Linked DNA regions of Mus musculus: region 2 is linked to region 1. The links are chromatin loops, found by intact Hi-C in ENCODE. Cell type or tissue: heart. All regions are shown on one strand.

The links. Peaks named below come from ENCODE experiments on the same cell type or tissue, not always from the same donor. Only the 100,000 strongest peaks of a DNase experiment are listed, where the experiment ranks them.
Region 2: it touches region 1 in a loop (4-fold over the local background); 20 of 42 quality-filtered maps call a loop at or near these places.

The regions. Positions count from the first base shown.
Region 1 is chr17:8,797,000-8,804,999 of GRCm38, forward strand. Pde10a (phosphodiesterase 10A) reads left to right here and starts at 4,746. Exons shown (of 22, transcript NM_011866.2): 1 at 4,746-5,146. The coding sequence starts at 5,080. In heart, a CTCF peak has its summit at 3,832; DNase peaks (open chromatin) are centred at 3,682, 4,312, 5,282 and 6,530; H3K4me3 peaks cover 3,734 bases; H3K27ac peaks cover 2,338 bases; H3K27me3 peaks cover 6,647 bases.
Region 2 is chr17:8,610,853-8,618,852 of GRCm38, forward strand. It overlaps a transcript of Pde10a not described here. Among named protein-coding and RNA genes, the nearest start is that of Gm46585, 120 kb to the right of the region's middle. In heart, a CTCF peak has its summit at 3,495 (motif pointing right); no DNase peak of the experiment used is centred here; H3K27me3 peaks cover 1,744 bases.

The DNA.
Region 1 (8,000 bases):
TTATTTCTGTCAAGAAAACACACACACACACATTATATATCTCCCTTTCCTCAGAAGGCATGAATTCTTGAGATTTTTGTCAAGTATTCATATTGTAACAAATCAAAACAAAAATAACTAAGCAGTATTCTGGTGTTCACTAAGGAAAGGATAATGCAAGCTATACTGGCTATTTGTTTTATCACATAAAATAACAAAATTAAAACTTCTCTAATATAGAATGTTTAAGTGTATAAAGTAATTTGGTTGGTGAGGTGGGTATTTATACAGTAAGTGAAAATCAGCTCCTCCCCCTCCCCCTCCCCTCCCCCTCCCCTCCCCCTCCCTTCCCCCTCCCCTCCCCCTCCCCTCCCCCTTCTTTTTAAGATTTCCACAACCTAGAATTGATTTCAATAGTATTTTTCTTACTAGAATTATAATATCCCATTTTTTTCCCTCTTAGGCTTGTCTATGACAGCACTATAAAAATACAACTCTCACCCTAGGCAAAGTTTTTTAACATCACCAATAATAGACATTTGTGATCTTTTAGCAGGTGAAACGTAAAGGAGTATCTGTCTGTCTGTCTGTCTTTTTTATAAATGTTATGGAATAGCAATTCCCCCAGTGTCAGACTGTTTAAAATGGAATTGTCATTATGAATCACACAGGCAGTAACTTTCTTGAGATATGCTAGCAAGAAACAAATTCCAGGAGTCTAGAAAGTAAGCTGTGGTGGACTGAGGGTGAGAGACATTGAAGGAAACTTCCTGGTAACTCAGAGTTACATGCAGCCCTGAAAGGAGGTGCGTGGGCTTAGGAGGTCCTGGGGAAGTGTGGGGAAGATAAACCCCACACTGACCACACGAGGTGGTGGGTGGGTTATCTTTTTGGAACACAGAAGGTCTGTGGAAATAACCTTACTGATAACCAGCAGTTCAATCCTCTGAGTTTGAGTTGGCAACAATAGCTACCAGCTTAGGAAAGCCTGGCTCCATGTTGTAAGTTCTAAAGGTTAAAATCAAGGCAAAGAGAAAGGGGCTTTAAGAAAATATATAAACCTTGTGTGTTTAAAAAGGTCAGTTTAACATTGAATTAACCTTGGTTTTCATGTGTTAGTAAAGTTAGGATATTAGCACTTTAAAAGAGAAAAACAGGTCTCCCACCCCACCCCACCCCTTTCTGGAAAATATATAAAACTACAGGAATTCATTTAAAAAAAAAAACACAGACCTGTAGGTCTACCAAAAAGTTTATCAAATGTTAATCATGTTGATTATTAGCCAAATAAAAGTTATATGCTTTCAAAGAAAATCATTATTTCCACGTTTCTTGGGCTCTCTCTTGAACCATAATATTTAAGAGCATATGATACAAGTTAGGTAATAAGCAGGCAGTTACTACCCGCTGTATGGGTGAATTTTTAGGCATAAAACACTAAAAGCCAATCTGAAATTTACATGGGTGCAGCACTCCGTGGGAGCCAGGGGGAGGGCTCAGTGTTTAGCCTTTGTCTATATGTGGGTGCTCCACAAGGGTGCCAGTGCAGTCCGCATAACTCCGTGTCTGCTGGTGCTAACCTCTAACTGCTGTCTTTTAGTTTATTCTTTTAGTTTTCAACTCCAGCAAGTTGTGTTGACTGTTCACCTGAGGTGAGGAGAATCATTTTAACCAAGATCGTTGAGACAGCTCCTATACCCGATTACCTTTGGCAGGACCCCTATCAGGCAGCCACAGTTGCCCTCCGCTTGAGCTACAATCGGATGCCATCCCAACAGTAACTACCTGGTCAAGTTTAAGAATGCTACCACTCCTGCAGGCTCAGGAATGTGTTTATTCACAAGGAGTTTGAAGTGACAAGGTCCAGCAACCCAGTCTTCTCTGCTTCCTGGTGTGATCAGCAGAGAAATGCAAAGAGGCAAGGGAAACAAGCCATCCAAGACTGGAATCTTTAGATGTGTGTTCCAAATATAAGTAGCCAAGTGCCTAGAAGACTTAAATGAACAGCGGAGGATGCCAGTGTTAAGGGAGGTAGGGGGACAATCAAAATGTAATTGCTTTTTTGTTCCTCTTCCTAGTGTTCCCTTTCCTTCGTTACACTTTGTGACTTTGTTATTTGTCCAGGATACAGATTTGTTTCCAGCAAGCAATGGGAGAAAAATGATGTAAAATAGGAAGAAGGTCGACTCTGGAAAAGGGTTAACGAGAAAGAGAGAGAGAGAGAGATTTTGCAGTTCGATCTAACAAAGACTAACAGAGCAAATGTGTAAAGCTTTCCCGGCTCCTGCGGCTTCAAGGCAGCTTATATCCATCTAGAAGTAAGTTTTCGAGCGCCTGGAAATCGTTTCAATGCCTCAAAAACCTACAACTGATAAGCCTTAAGTGGCAAGGAGAAACTTTTGTAAAGAATGAACGATTAACTCTTGAAGGAGAAATCCCTTTGCCTAAACACGTTCCCGTCTCGCGAACAGGGAACTTGCTCTCAGCCAAGTGAGCAAGGGCAGTCTGCGGGGCTGTAGAAGATGCAAGTCCTAGGCTGCAGATGGAGCCTGGTGGTGCTACTCCTGTCTATATTTTCTTCTTCACTAGGGCCAGGGGTTGGGGGATGGAAAGGCACTCTTGGCCCCCAAGGTAAGAATCATTGATCTGGTTCTTTGTTCTGCAAGCGCAGGGATCTCATGGTGAGGTGGACTGGCTGGCTCCTGCTATTATGCTACACTCTGAGACTGTCCTTCTCAGAATTGCCAAAATGTCGGGAACTTTAAAGAGGACGCCTGAAGTATCAGGTCCTCAGAATGCCACCTGGTCAATCCGGTGCAACCGTGACTGTTCCTTTTCCACTCTTAGGGGTTTGGAATCAGGAGACAGGAGTCCGGGAAAAGAGTGTATTGCAGAAGAATGTGGAATTCACTGCAAATCAAAACATGAAAATCATCCGAATAAAAAAGAAAACTGCGACGAGGAGAAACTGTTCCTGCCATCCCTGCAGGTCTCATACTCAGAGTCCCAGCCCTGGATCAGCCAAGCCGCTGCACGGCAGCATAAGCTTAGGTGCTGAGCTGTTGGTCTTTAGGACGCTGACTGTTCTACCAAGAGGCAATCAGGACACTCAAAACGGGTGTGCAGAGGTGGTTGAGGGGAGTCGGCAAGGGCAGGATCGCCAACACCTGCACCTGCGCTCCTTGGCTAGTCAGCTTCCCCCAACTCTCAAAGTTCCTGTTCTCAGCGCCCATTGCGCCAGACTTTTTCTACAGCAGCGGTCTCCAGGCTGTTGAAGGAATAGGGGGCCCAAGTAAGCCACTGGTGACAGATGGTCTCTGGGTTTTAAAGCAATGAACTCTTTACATTTTGTGTGCGAACCCTAGTTTGCTCCTTCTATCTTCCAGACCCACCAGGACAAAGTGGGCTGACATACCTAAAGTTCGCTTTAAAGTGGGTATTGGCAAGGCAGTCCCGGAAAGAACCGCCTTTTGAGACATTCTAATGGGAACTCTGCCTTGATTTTAAACTTGCTAAATGTCCAAATTTGAATCCCCCCCTCCAGGAGCTCTGACCAAAAGCCTTCTCTGTTGATACTGCGGGGCTGGAGAGAGGATTCCCTGGTTCAGGTCACCCGCCCACAGGCGGATGTGGTTTGCACACAGCTGGAACAGAGGCTAGGCTGTGGGTTTAGCATCTGGAACGCCAGATCCAGATGTGCCACCTCCAGGGAGACTAGCGGGCCAGGGGCACACACCACACGCAGAGTGCCAGGGTGCTGGGACCTGAGTTCCAGTGGACGCGCAACGTGGGCGCGGGCGGTGGCGGTTCGGGGAGCGCCTGCTCCGCCAGTGGGCGTCTTCTGCCGCCGCCACCACCGCCGCCTCCACGGGCAGCAGCACTGCGGCGCTTTTCTCCGCTGCTCTGGAGCAGCCGCCGCGGCTCAGGCGCCGGCCGGAGCTTGCACACACCACGCCACGCCCGCAGGCAGCGTCCCGGCAGCCTCGCCAGGCCGGGAAGGACGCGGATCGTGCGTACCAGCCCGCACCCCGGCGCAGCGATCGGGACTCGTCCCCCCGCCCGCGGTCCTATTGAATCCCAAAGGGAACACGATGTGAACCCCCGGGCCGGAGAGGCACCCTAGACCCGAGAGGCGGACCGGACCAGAGCCTGGGCAGCGTCGCGGGGAGGGCCGGTGCTGCGGGGGCGGAGCCCGCAGAGTCCGGGCCGCCGCGCCCTCCCGCCTGCCCCCCTTGCAAGCTGGGGAGGAGGGCCATGGCTAGCCCGGAGGAGCGGCTCGCTCCCCACCCCCAGGCCCCACTGCGGGAGTCTGGGGACGAGCCCGGCCGTGTCCAAGTCCCTCTGGAACCCCGGTGCGGCGCGGCCAGCGGGCGGAGTACAGTGGGCCTGAGCCTGGCCCGGGAGCTGCTTGGCTGCAGCCGGGAGGAGCTAGCGGCGCCCCCGCCCCTGTCCCGGTCCCTGTCTCCCGCAGGCCACGCCAGCCCCACTGGGGGCCCCAGCGCCCTCTCCGCTCTCCGTGCCGGAGGCTGTGGTTGGGTGGCGGCCCGTGCTCCCTGGGCGCTTGCCTTCTCCTCCCCTGTCCCCTCCTCCTCCTTTTCATCTTCCTGGTACTTCTGGCCGCCGCCCCCCCTCCCCCCTCCCCCTCTTGTCCCCTCCTCATCTGCCTTCCACCTCCCCGCGCGTCTCCCGAGAAGGGAGGGCGCAGCGGCGGCTGGAGGAGGAGGAGGCGGCGGCGGCGATGCTGGCGGCGGCGGCGGAGGAGGAGGACAAGAGGCAGCTCCCTTGAGCGTCCCCCCAGGCAGTAGTCACCGCAGCAGCGGTGGCAGCAGCGGTGGCAGCGGCGGGCGGCGGCGGCTCTTCCTCTCGCCTGCGATTCAAGGCTTGCTGCTCCCTGCCCGCGCCGGGCCCCGGCCATCTCCGCCGCCGCGGCTTCCCCTACACCCGGGTGCACGCCGCGCGGACTCCTCGGATTTTCCGGGCGCCGGCGGGGGCTGCCCTGGCCTCGGCCCCGGCTCTGCCGCCGGTGGCCGAACTCTTTGGCGGCCCCGAGGCGCCGCCTTCCCCCTTGCCACCGTTTGGCCGCTGCCCTTCGGCTCCGACATGGAAGATGGACCCTCTAACAATGCGAGTTGCTTCCGAAGGCTGACCGAGTGTTTCCTCAGCCCCAGTAAGTGGCCCGGCCCCACGTTCCCCGTGGCCGGGGTGGTTTTCTGGCTTGGTGGGGACAAATCGGGGGTTCAGATCGTGGGGTGGGGAGGGAGCTGCTACGGTAGTGGGTAGTCTGCAAGGTGTGTGTGTGTACCAGACCAATATTGGCCAGTGGGTCTCAGGAAGCTGGTGGCACCTCAGGGACGTTCGGGACCGCCCATCAGCGTAGGGACACCCGGCTTTCCCCAGCCCGGCGTGCGCACAGAGGAAGCGTGACCCGGAGGGTGTTGGAGCCGGACGTTTAGAAACTAACCTGCTTCCTAGAGCTGTCCCTGGCCACATTGACCCGACTCATGATTTAGACCATCAAGTTTGTCACCGATTACTCTACATTTCTCTCTAGCCTGTGATCACTTGACTGGAGTATATATGCTTCCTTCCACTGGGGGGGTCCTGGGGATCTAAACCGCTGGATTCCTGACGCAGCCATGGGGATAGGCAAGGCTCAGGAAGCCCAGGATTCCAAATGTGAAGGAGGGCTGTGCCCGAGCCTGCAGTGACTGTGTTCTGGCGCGCGGACCAGTGGTATGGAGCTGGGTGCACCCACCCTCATGAAAAGGACGCAGCACTTTCCCCCCGCCCCCCAGCCCACCTCACGCAGATTCTGGGGAGCTGGTGCAAGGGTGGGTGAAGAAAGCCAAGGAACAATGGGGCGTTAGCATAGAAGAAAAAGGCACCTCTGGTTCCTTCGGACCCGCGGGACAACTGTAGCATGACCTTTCTGACCTGCCCCTCCCGGGTGCAGGTCTGCAAGCCTTCTGGGGCAGGGGCAACAGAGGGCGTGTCATAGGGGGAGGGGGACAAGATTGAGCAAAGAAGTCAAAAGCAGCTTCACTGGAAGGAAGGAAGGAAGGAGGCAGGCAGGCAGGCAGACGATGTTTAGGAAAGAAGCTCCAGACGCGCAGAGGAGGGAGTCGCTGCTGTTGTGGATGGAGGGTGAGCAGGGTGAGGACCAGAACACCGGGGCGGGAAAGGGACCAGGCGGGACCTGGTGGGAGAGTCTGTGCTCTGAGAGGGCACATCCGTGGGAAATTGTGAGACTCGGGCATCTGCTCCACCCTGAGCGTGGATTTGGTGCCACAGTCCACCGCGTGCGCACCGAGCCTTTGTCTGCTTTCTCGCTGGTAAGCCGCGCTTTTTGCCTAGCTTTCTCCAGGCAGAAGCTGCCAGGTTGTAAATGAGCTTTCTTGCTACTGCTCCTAAGTACCACTCACTCCTTAACGGGAGTGGACCTCCGCGCAGGGACATGGGGTGTCAGGGTTGAGACCCTCCTCAGGACTGCTCTAGGTGTGTACCCAGGAGCCCCTTAGAGTCTAGCCACCAGGTGGGTGACCATGTTCCCTTCTGGCTGGGTTGACTCCCGCAATCCTGCTTCCCTGGCCCTGGGCCAGTCCACAGTAGCCACATGACCCAGTGGCCACTCACACACCTGCAGGCAGTATTCAGCAAATCTCTGCTTAGACTTGCTTGTTGACTCAATTGCCTTGAAGGGTGTGGACTCCATGCTCCCAGCTGTCCTCCGAGCCCGAGGCTTCCCCCAGGTGTGTACTTCCCCCATCCCTGTATATGTGATTTATGGGTGCTGCACATGGAGCATCTTCGTACGAGCTTGTACTCTTTCCCTTAGATTGTGGTCGGCAGAGACCATACTTTCCAAAAGGGACTCCATGGATTGACCCTGGTTTGGAGGTAATGGGAGAAGGTGGGGCCCATAGACTCTTGGGTTGTTGGAATAACCCTAAGGCCTATGACTGGGCTTGCTCCGGGGTCTTCTGCCTCCTAGACAGTTCATTTTTTCCCCTTTACTACATAAGTATGTTTTCTCTTTTGGCAATTGATGCACACGTATGTGCTTAGGCATGCTCAAGCATAGGCTTGTAGGCCACTATACTTGGCAGTTCCAAATGTCACATATATGAGAGAGATTTGGCTGGAACACTTTTTCCCCCTCCTTTTGGAGAGTATGTGTGCATGGATCTATAGGTGCTGTCTTTGTCTAAGGTGGGGCTGGCGTCGAAGTAGAAATTATGGTTCTGAACAAAGATGAGCAGTTCCAGAGAGATATCTGAGTTATCTTGGGGTACCCTATCCTGGGGAGGGTGTTATCTTTCAGAGTTCTACTCTGTACATGATTCCAAACAGGAGAAGCTATCCCTGCTAAGGCATGCTCACTCCAGTTCCTAAGAACAAGGCTTCTGTAGCTTTGGGATACAATGAGAGCAGTAAGTACTAGGGTATATGTGACTTGTAGACAGTCTGTTCTCACACACCCCAACTCAAAAGGAGAGGAAGAGATTGATACCTGAGGAAAGGCTGCTCTATGTTCCACTTCTCCCCCCCCCCAACACATACTTTTAGGGGTTCTATTTTTGTCTGGGGTCAAAGAGCAGGCCACCTGGGTCTTAAACACTGAAGGATCTGAAATTTGGCAGTTTTCTTAAAAAAAAAAAAAGCCTCTTGGAAGGAACTTGTGTATTCTCCAAGGACACAAAAATGCACAGAGGTAATCAGATGTATCCCTGTGGGGCTTGTATCGGAGCTTTCTTTTACTTTGATCTCTTTGTCAGCCAAACAAATCGTCATGTGCAGGCTGCTGAGCCCAGATGCTACTTAGACAAGTGCATACTACAGTTCTCTTGTGAGAAAGGGAGCCCTGTGTAGGAGGACAATAGCCTCATCCTGTGTCTGTTTTGTTCTGTTTTTCGGCTTACCTGGTCACGCGCTGAGCAGACACTTGCCTGCTACCATTGCCAGTACCAGATCCTGCCCTAGCTGGTCCCTCTTGCTTAAGCATGTTGAAGCCACAGATCTAT
Region 2 (8,000 bases), 190 kb before region 1:
GTTTGGGAATACACGTTCACTGTGTGTGGCTGACTAGGCCAGTAAAGCTGGGGCTTGGGTCCCATCAGCGCATACGACTCAGCAAAAGGCACATGGAGGGTGGAGAGAGCTGGCTTTGCCATCGGGAACAGCAATCCTGGCCAACAGGGCAATGGTTGCTAAGCTTCTGGCCTCTTGAGTACAAACTTCTGAGGGTTCATCCTCACCATGTCCTTGAACTTGTGATAATCATGAGGTGTCCCTCTCCTGTTCACACTCTGCCCAAACCGCCCGACCCTGAACCTGCAAACCTATCCATAATAGTGCCCAGGATGAGATGCTGCTCACGAGTCAGCCATGTCTGGCCTTCTCTAGCCTCTCTCTGCCCTTCAGATTGCTTGGCCCATCCGTGAGGTCTCTTGACTTTATGGCACACAGGAATCTGGGCCACTTGAGTGACACAAGACATACTCAGGGTGCCTAGGGAAGGAAATCCTTGGATGATTTTTAGATGCGCGGGAGATTTTTTCAATAGCAGGAAAGCATGTTTCTGAGTCCACATGGAAGAACTTTTTTGTTTCTCTCCTTTGCTAATTGCACCTCCCTCAGTAGGGTTGCAGAGGTAGGCAGGTGGACAGCGGAGCCTATGTAGTCAGTGTTACAGTTGGTGCAAAGAGAATCCAGCCCAGGCCTCCGCTGTCATTGTGAAGGCTGCTTAAACTGTGGTTCTTGGAGCACAATTCCCCAGTTCTAATTGTGTCTCCACCTTCTGGAACAGCAAAGGTGGCATGTTCAGTCACACGCTGCCACCATGATGCTGCTTCTTTGTCTCTCACATGGAGAAGCCCACACTAAGCTCAGTGTCTGGCTCTCATAGTGATATGGGCAGGTGGGAACGAGAGAGGCGGTGATGGGGAGGTGGGAACAAGAGAGGTGGTGATGGGGAGGGAACAAAGAGGAAGGACCAGAATTTGTTTCCTGACATGGACAACACGAGAATGAACCAACCCCTGATCTCGGTGATCCTGAGTGACTACTCTCCTTTTCCTGAAGACATGGATAACAGGCCACAGTGACCTATGGTTCCCCAAACACACTGCTGGGTGCCAGAACCTACTGAGCACGATTTAAAAGCACCTATGCGTGATATAGTCAGCCTGATGTTATTTTGTTTGGTTCTGGAGACAAACCACCCTATCACTGTCTGCTAACCTGAGCCACACAGCTCAGTGACCAGGCACATCTGGTCACTACTACACCAGAGCCAGCTCAGGCAGCCCCAGCACCAGATGGTCTTGGTTTGAACTCTCTAGGGAGGTGGGACTTTACCTCTGGGGGGAAATGTGGTGCAAGAAGGGAGGCCACTGTGCATTCTGACTTGGAGTGTGCACATCCCATAACTGCTGCAGAATCTGAATACTTGAAGTAGATGGTATAGCCGGTATCACTCCTCTTATCGATAAGCTGTGTCTCTCAATGGTGATATATCTTTGAAAGAAATGTCTTGTTTGTCTAGAATGTATGCACTTTTTCCTTCTCCTCTTTGAGAAAACAGACAGTCTGGTCTCAAACTTGCTACAGAGCTAAGGATAAATTCGAACTTCTCATTCTCCTGCCTCTACCTTCCAAGTGCTGGACTACAGGCCTGGGTTGCTATGTTCCGGCTGAGGGCAGGACTTGGAGCAAGTGGATGCAGGAGCAGGGAGACAAACAGACCCCCTTTTGGTAAAGCCCTAATGAAATAGTTTCCTCTCAAATGTTAGATGTGGTATATGATCCCCCAAAAGGATTAGGAAAAGATGGTTAAGGAAGATTATTTCCAATAGAACCTATAAACAAGCAGAATAGGGTATCGGAAATTTTAATTAAGGCCATTGCAGAACAGTTGACCTTATAACCTGAAGGTCTGATGGAGGTCTGGGTGGAGCAATAGCCCCTAACCCAAGAAAAACATCCAGGTGGCAGAAGTTCTAGTTCAAGAGCAGTTAGATGTGGGCCATAATGAACCTGCAACAAGTCCTTGGAATACCCCAATTTTTATTATTAAGAAAAAAAAAAACCAGAAAATGGAGACTGTTCTAGGACCTCAGAAAAATGTATCATACTATGGAAACCACAAAAGCCCTTCAGCCTGGTGTCCCTTCTCCTGCTATAATCCCCAAAGGATGTAATATAATAGTTGTTGATTTGAAAGACTGTTTTTTTTTTCTCAAATCCTCTGTCTCATGCTTACTAATAACTTCATTAATGATCTAAACATATATCGAAGTAATAAGCTCTAAGAAAGACTTGCTTTTCTGCATAACAGTTTTTCCAGGGAACTTCCATTAATTTCACTCCTGTTTGCACTAGCGTTTGTGATCCCAGTTCTAGCTTTCAGAGCGAGGCCTTTAACAGTGAGAAATACAAGTATAAGCAAAAGGTGTGTAGCAAATTTCCACTAAGAGCAGTGGAGAGTCAGTCCAGGTTGTCCAAGCCCAGGAACAGCATCAAACAGTGCCTTTATGATGCTTGGCACTGCCACATTTTATGTGGTACTGGGGGCCAAACCCAAGGCTTCATGCATGCTGGGTAAGCACTCTGCTGAGCTGTGTTTGCAGTCCCCATAGTATGCATTTCAGGAACACACCTGTCTGAAGGCTTAATTAACTTCAAGTAAGCTACCTTTCCTTTCTGCCTGCTGCAATCATAGAGGTCTTGCAAAAACAGTCCAAATATCACTTTCCCGAGCGATGAAACCTTCCTAGTTTTTGGCCCCCAGATAGTGTCCTCAGAGGCCACAAAGCTCACCTTGCCCGGGCACCCCTGGGATTGGGAGCCCCCATTAACCTGTGGCAGGCACCAAGTGTTCAGTTATCAGCCCGTTGCACGTCTGATAGAGAGCACTTGTGGAGGTGGGTAGCTGGGAGCCCGTGTTCCAATGAGAAGATCTCTTTGCTGAGATGGGGTGGACTCATGTGGTTCCAAGTCAACAAGTATGGGACAGTTTGCGGAAGAGCATCAGTGAGAGTGTATGCAGACCTGATGAGTGCCAATGTAGTATGGCCATGGCTGCAGCCCCATCTCCATGTGCAGGGGTGATGGCTGGGTAGGTGAGCGCAGAGATACAGACAAGATGTCACCTCTTCTAAATAAATACAAGTTTTCTTTCTACTGTTTCTTTTCATCTACCTGCTCACTCTCTTTCTGCCCCAGCACATATGCATGCACACACATAGAAAGACAGATGACTCCTCTCGCCTGAGCACAGACTCTATGCTCTCATGTGACAGCATAGCCCCTACTTTACCATTTAGGGCTGGCAGTGCCCAGGTTTACTGGAAACCAGAAGATGTTTAGAATCGTGAAAAGCAAACTTGAACCTTTTAAAAACAGTTTCGACAGTTGAAAATGAGCTTGAGGGCAGGCTCTGTCTGTGGCCGAGCACTCTAAAATATTCTGCCTTTTGAGAAGGGAGCTGCTGGGTACAGCCAGCCTTGCAGTTCTGATGCCACTATTTACCGTGCCACTTCCAGTAATGACCAGCAGGGGGCACCCACTACTCAGAACTATAACCTCCATGTCCTTCCAGTTTGGATGAAGAAAAAAACAAAGCAGATCACACTACAAATTTGTTTTTAGGGCACACACTATATATGGGGAGGCTCAGTAACTTCGATGCTAGTTAATGTGTATAACTAGCTATAATCCTCCTACAAAGACACTCCTGGATCAAATTAGAATGATCTATGTCCTTGTTTTTTTGGGCTATTGCCCACATTCAGGGAATTTAGAAGGCCAAGGATTCTCATAAGGCAATTCCTGCTCTTGTGCTGTGGTGCTGTGCGGGCCGAATGTGTTGGGCAGACATGCCTGTGTTTCTCCAGTATTTCCAGCGGTACCAGAGTCCCATCTTCCCCACTACAGCCTATCCTCAGAGCCAAGAAAGCAGAACACAACATCATCGAGCAATGCGCAGGTGCTCAACACAGACACTCTCGGGTGCCTTTGTAACACTTCCTGTGACTAAATGGGAAGCTGGCACAACGATCTCATGGGACCCACCGAGTCATAACAAGTACTGGAAAGCAATATCGTTGTGTCTTGGGAATGAATATCCCTTGGACCAGTCCCTTTACCGCAACACCTGTGACCAGCATTCAGACCCAAGTGCCAGACAGACTCAAGTGCTCAGAAAGGAGCAATACTGATCTTCGTTGTCGGTATTTGTGGCCCAGGATAAATCTCAGGCTTTTAAGAAAAAAGTCAACATTTTGCAGACTTAAACCACTCACTGTGAACTTGATTTTTGCAATGTTTAACAACACAGAGCACCCATGACACAGTTGGGAGTGGTGTCCCTGAGTGACATTTTATGTTGTGTGCTTTAAGAGCCAGGACATCCCAGAGACTCACATGTGACCTACACATTGGAGATGCGGAAACCTTCTGTTAGGCAAGGATGGTTTCTGACTCCCCCTCATTCATCTGCTACAAAGCTGCCACCGACGGACTCCAGGTCCCATTGAAGAATTCCCACAATTCCATCTCCTAGCCATGTGACTGCGTGAAGCCAGGTTGCTCTCATGAGCCCCAGAAAGCAGCAGATCTCTCCAGAAGGGGAGCTAGGGTCTATATGAAGACCCTCTAGCGTCAAATAAAGCCACACAGCTAAGAGATTTTCAAAATGTCAAATGTAAAACAAGGCTGCTCTTTCACAGCATTGCTCTCCATGGTAACATGTTACATATATTAACACACAACAGCTCTTTCCCCTGCTATTTTAAATGTACTGATAAGTAATTATAAATTTTGTTAGTGTTAATTTCTTAGAAGAGTAATATTGAGCTGTGCCACAATACCCAGAGTGGATCCTATGCCACAGCGCTCCATACCCAAATACCGCCAGGAAAGAGCTGGTCTCCCAGGAGTGTGGGCACGCCTGTGAGCACAGGCACTTCTGCTCAGAGGGACCCGCCTGGAACCATCAGGACACAGGAACCGAGGAGTAGCCTTGGACAGGATTCTTCCGGTTTCCATCTGCACCTGGAACTGACCCTGTGCCACAGTTCTCCATACCCAAATTCCTCCTTGAGAGAACTGGTCTCCCAGGAATACAGACTTGCACGAGGAACAAGCCATAACCAGAGACAGCCAAACGAGCTAACACCAGAGATAACCAGATGGTGAGAGGCAAGTGCAAGAATAAAAGCAACAGAAACCAAGGCTACTTGGCATCATCAGAACCCAGTTCTCCCATCATAGCAAGCCCCGGATACCCCAACACACCAGAAAAGCAAGACTCTGATTTAAAATCACATCTCATGATGATGATAGGGGACTTTAAGAAGGACATAAATAACTCCCTTAAAGAAATACAGGAGAACACAGATAAACAGCTAGAAGCCCTTAAAGATGAAACACAAAAATCCCTTAAAGAATTACAGGAAAACACAACTAAACAGGTGAAGGAATTGAAGAAAACCATCCAGGATATAAAAATGGAAATAGAAACAATAAAGACATCACAAAGAGAGACAACACGGGAGATAGAAAACCTAGGAAAGAGATCAAGATGCAAGCATCACCAACAGAACACAAGAGATAGAAGAGAGACTCTCAGGTGCAGAAGATACCATAGAAAACATTGACACAAGATTCAAAGAAAATGCAAAATGCAAAAATCTCCTAACCCAAAACATCCAGGAAATCCAGGACACAATGAGAAGACTAAACCTAAGGATAATAAGTATAGAAGAGAGTGAAGATTCCCAACTTAAAGGGCCAGTAAATATCTTCAACAAAATTATAGAAAAAATTCCCTAACTTAAAGAAAGATATGCCCATGAACATCCAAGAAGCCTACAGAACTCCAAATAGATTGGACAAGAAAATAAATCCCTCCCATTACATAATAGTCAAAACACCAAATGCACTAAATAAAGATAGAATATTAAAAGCAGTAAGGGAAAAAGGTCAAGTAACATATAAAGGCAGACCTATCAGAATTACCACAGAGTATTCACCAGAGACTATGAAAGCTAAGAGATCCTGAGCAGGTATCATACAGACCCTAAGAGAACACAAGTGCCAGTCCAGGCTACTATACCCAGCAAAACTCTCAATTACCATAGATGGAGAAAACTAGATATTCCATGAAAAAAAAAACAAACAAATTTACATAATATCTTTCCACAAATCCAGTACTACATAGGTTAATAGATGGAAAACACCAACACAAGGAGGGAAACTACACCCTAGAAAAAGCAAGAAAGTAATCTTCTTTCAACAAAACCAAAAGAAGATAGCTACACAAACATAAAAATATCATCAAAAATAATGGGAAGCAACAATCACTATTCATTAATATCCCTTAATATCAATGGACTCAATTCCCCAATTACAAAATATAGACTAACAGACTGAATACATAAACAGGACCCAGCATTTTGCTACATACAGGAAACTTACCTCAGTGTCAAAGACAGACACTACCTCAGAGTAAAGGGCTGGAAAACAATTTTCCAAGTAGATGGTCCCAAGAAACAAGCTGGAGTGGCCATTCTAATATCGAATAAAATCAACTTTCAACCAAAAGTTATAAAAAAGGATAGGAAGGACACTTCATGCTCATCAAAGGAAAAAATCTACCATGAAGAACTCAATTCTGAATATCTATGCTCCAAACGCAAGGGCACCCACATATGTAAAAGAAACTCTATTAAAGCTCAAAGCACACATTGCACCTCATACAATAATATTGGAGACTTCAACACCCCACTCTCATCAATGGACAGATCATGGAAATACAAACTAAACAAAATCAGAAATTAAAAGCGAGATGTAACAACAGAAACTGGGGAGATGCCAAAAATCACCAGATCCTACTACAAAAGCCTATATTCAATGAAACTGGAAAATCTAGATGAAATGGAAAATTTTCTAGACAGATACCAAATACTAAAGTTAAATCCAGATCAGATAAACCCTCTAAACAGTCCCATAACCCCTAAAGAAGTAGAAGCAGTCATTAAAATCTCCCAACAACAAAAAAAGCCCAGGACCAGAAGGTTTTAGTGCAGAATTCTATCAGACCTTCAGAGAAGACCTAATACGAACACTCTTCAAACGATTCCACAAACTAGAAAGAAAAGAAACACTACCAAATTCATCCTATGAAGCCACTGTGATGCAGATACCAAAACCACACAAAGACCCAACAAAGAAAGAGAACCTCAGACCAATTTCCCTTATGAATATTGACGCAAAAATACTCCATAAACTTCTCTCAAACCGAACCCAAGAACACCTCCAAATGATCATTCACCATGATCACGCTGTACTACATAGCAATAGTGATTAAAAACTGCATGGTATTGGTATGGTGACAGGCAGGTAGATCAATGGAATAGAATTAAAGAGCCAGAAATGATCCCACACACCTACAGGCACTTGATCTTTGACAAAGGAGCTAAAACCATCCAGTGGAAAAAAGACACCATTTTCAACAAATGGTGCTAGTTCAACTGGCAGTCAACAAGTAGAAGAATGCAAATTGATCCATTCTTATCTCCTTGTATAAAGCTCAAGTCCAAGTGGATCAAGGACCTCCACATAAAACCAGATACACTTAATCTAATAGAAAGTGGGGGAAAGTCTTGAACACATGGGTACAGGGGGAAAGTTCCTGAACAAAACACTGATGGCTTATGCTCTAAGATCAAGAATCAACAAATGGAACCTCATAAAATTGCAAAGTTTCTGTAAGGCAAAGGACACGTTCAATAGAACAAAACGGCAACTAACAGATTAAGAAAAGATATTTACCAATTCTATATCTGATAGAGGGCTAATATCAATATATATAAAGAATTCAAGAAGTTAGACTCCAGAGAACCAAATAACCCTATTAAAAAATGGGGAACAGAGCTAAACAGAATTCTAAACTAAGGAAACTCAAAGGGCTGAGAAACACCGAAAGAAATGTTCAACATCCTCAGTCATCAGGGAAATGCAAATCAAAACAACCTTGAGATTCCACC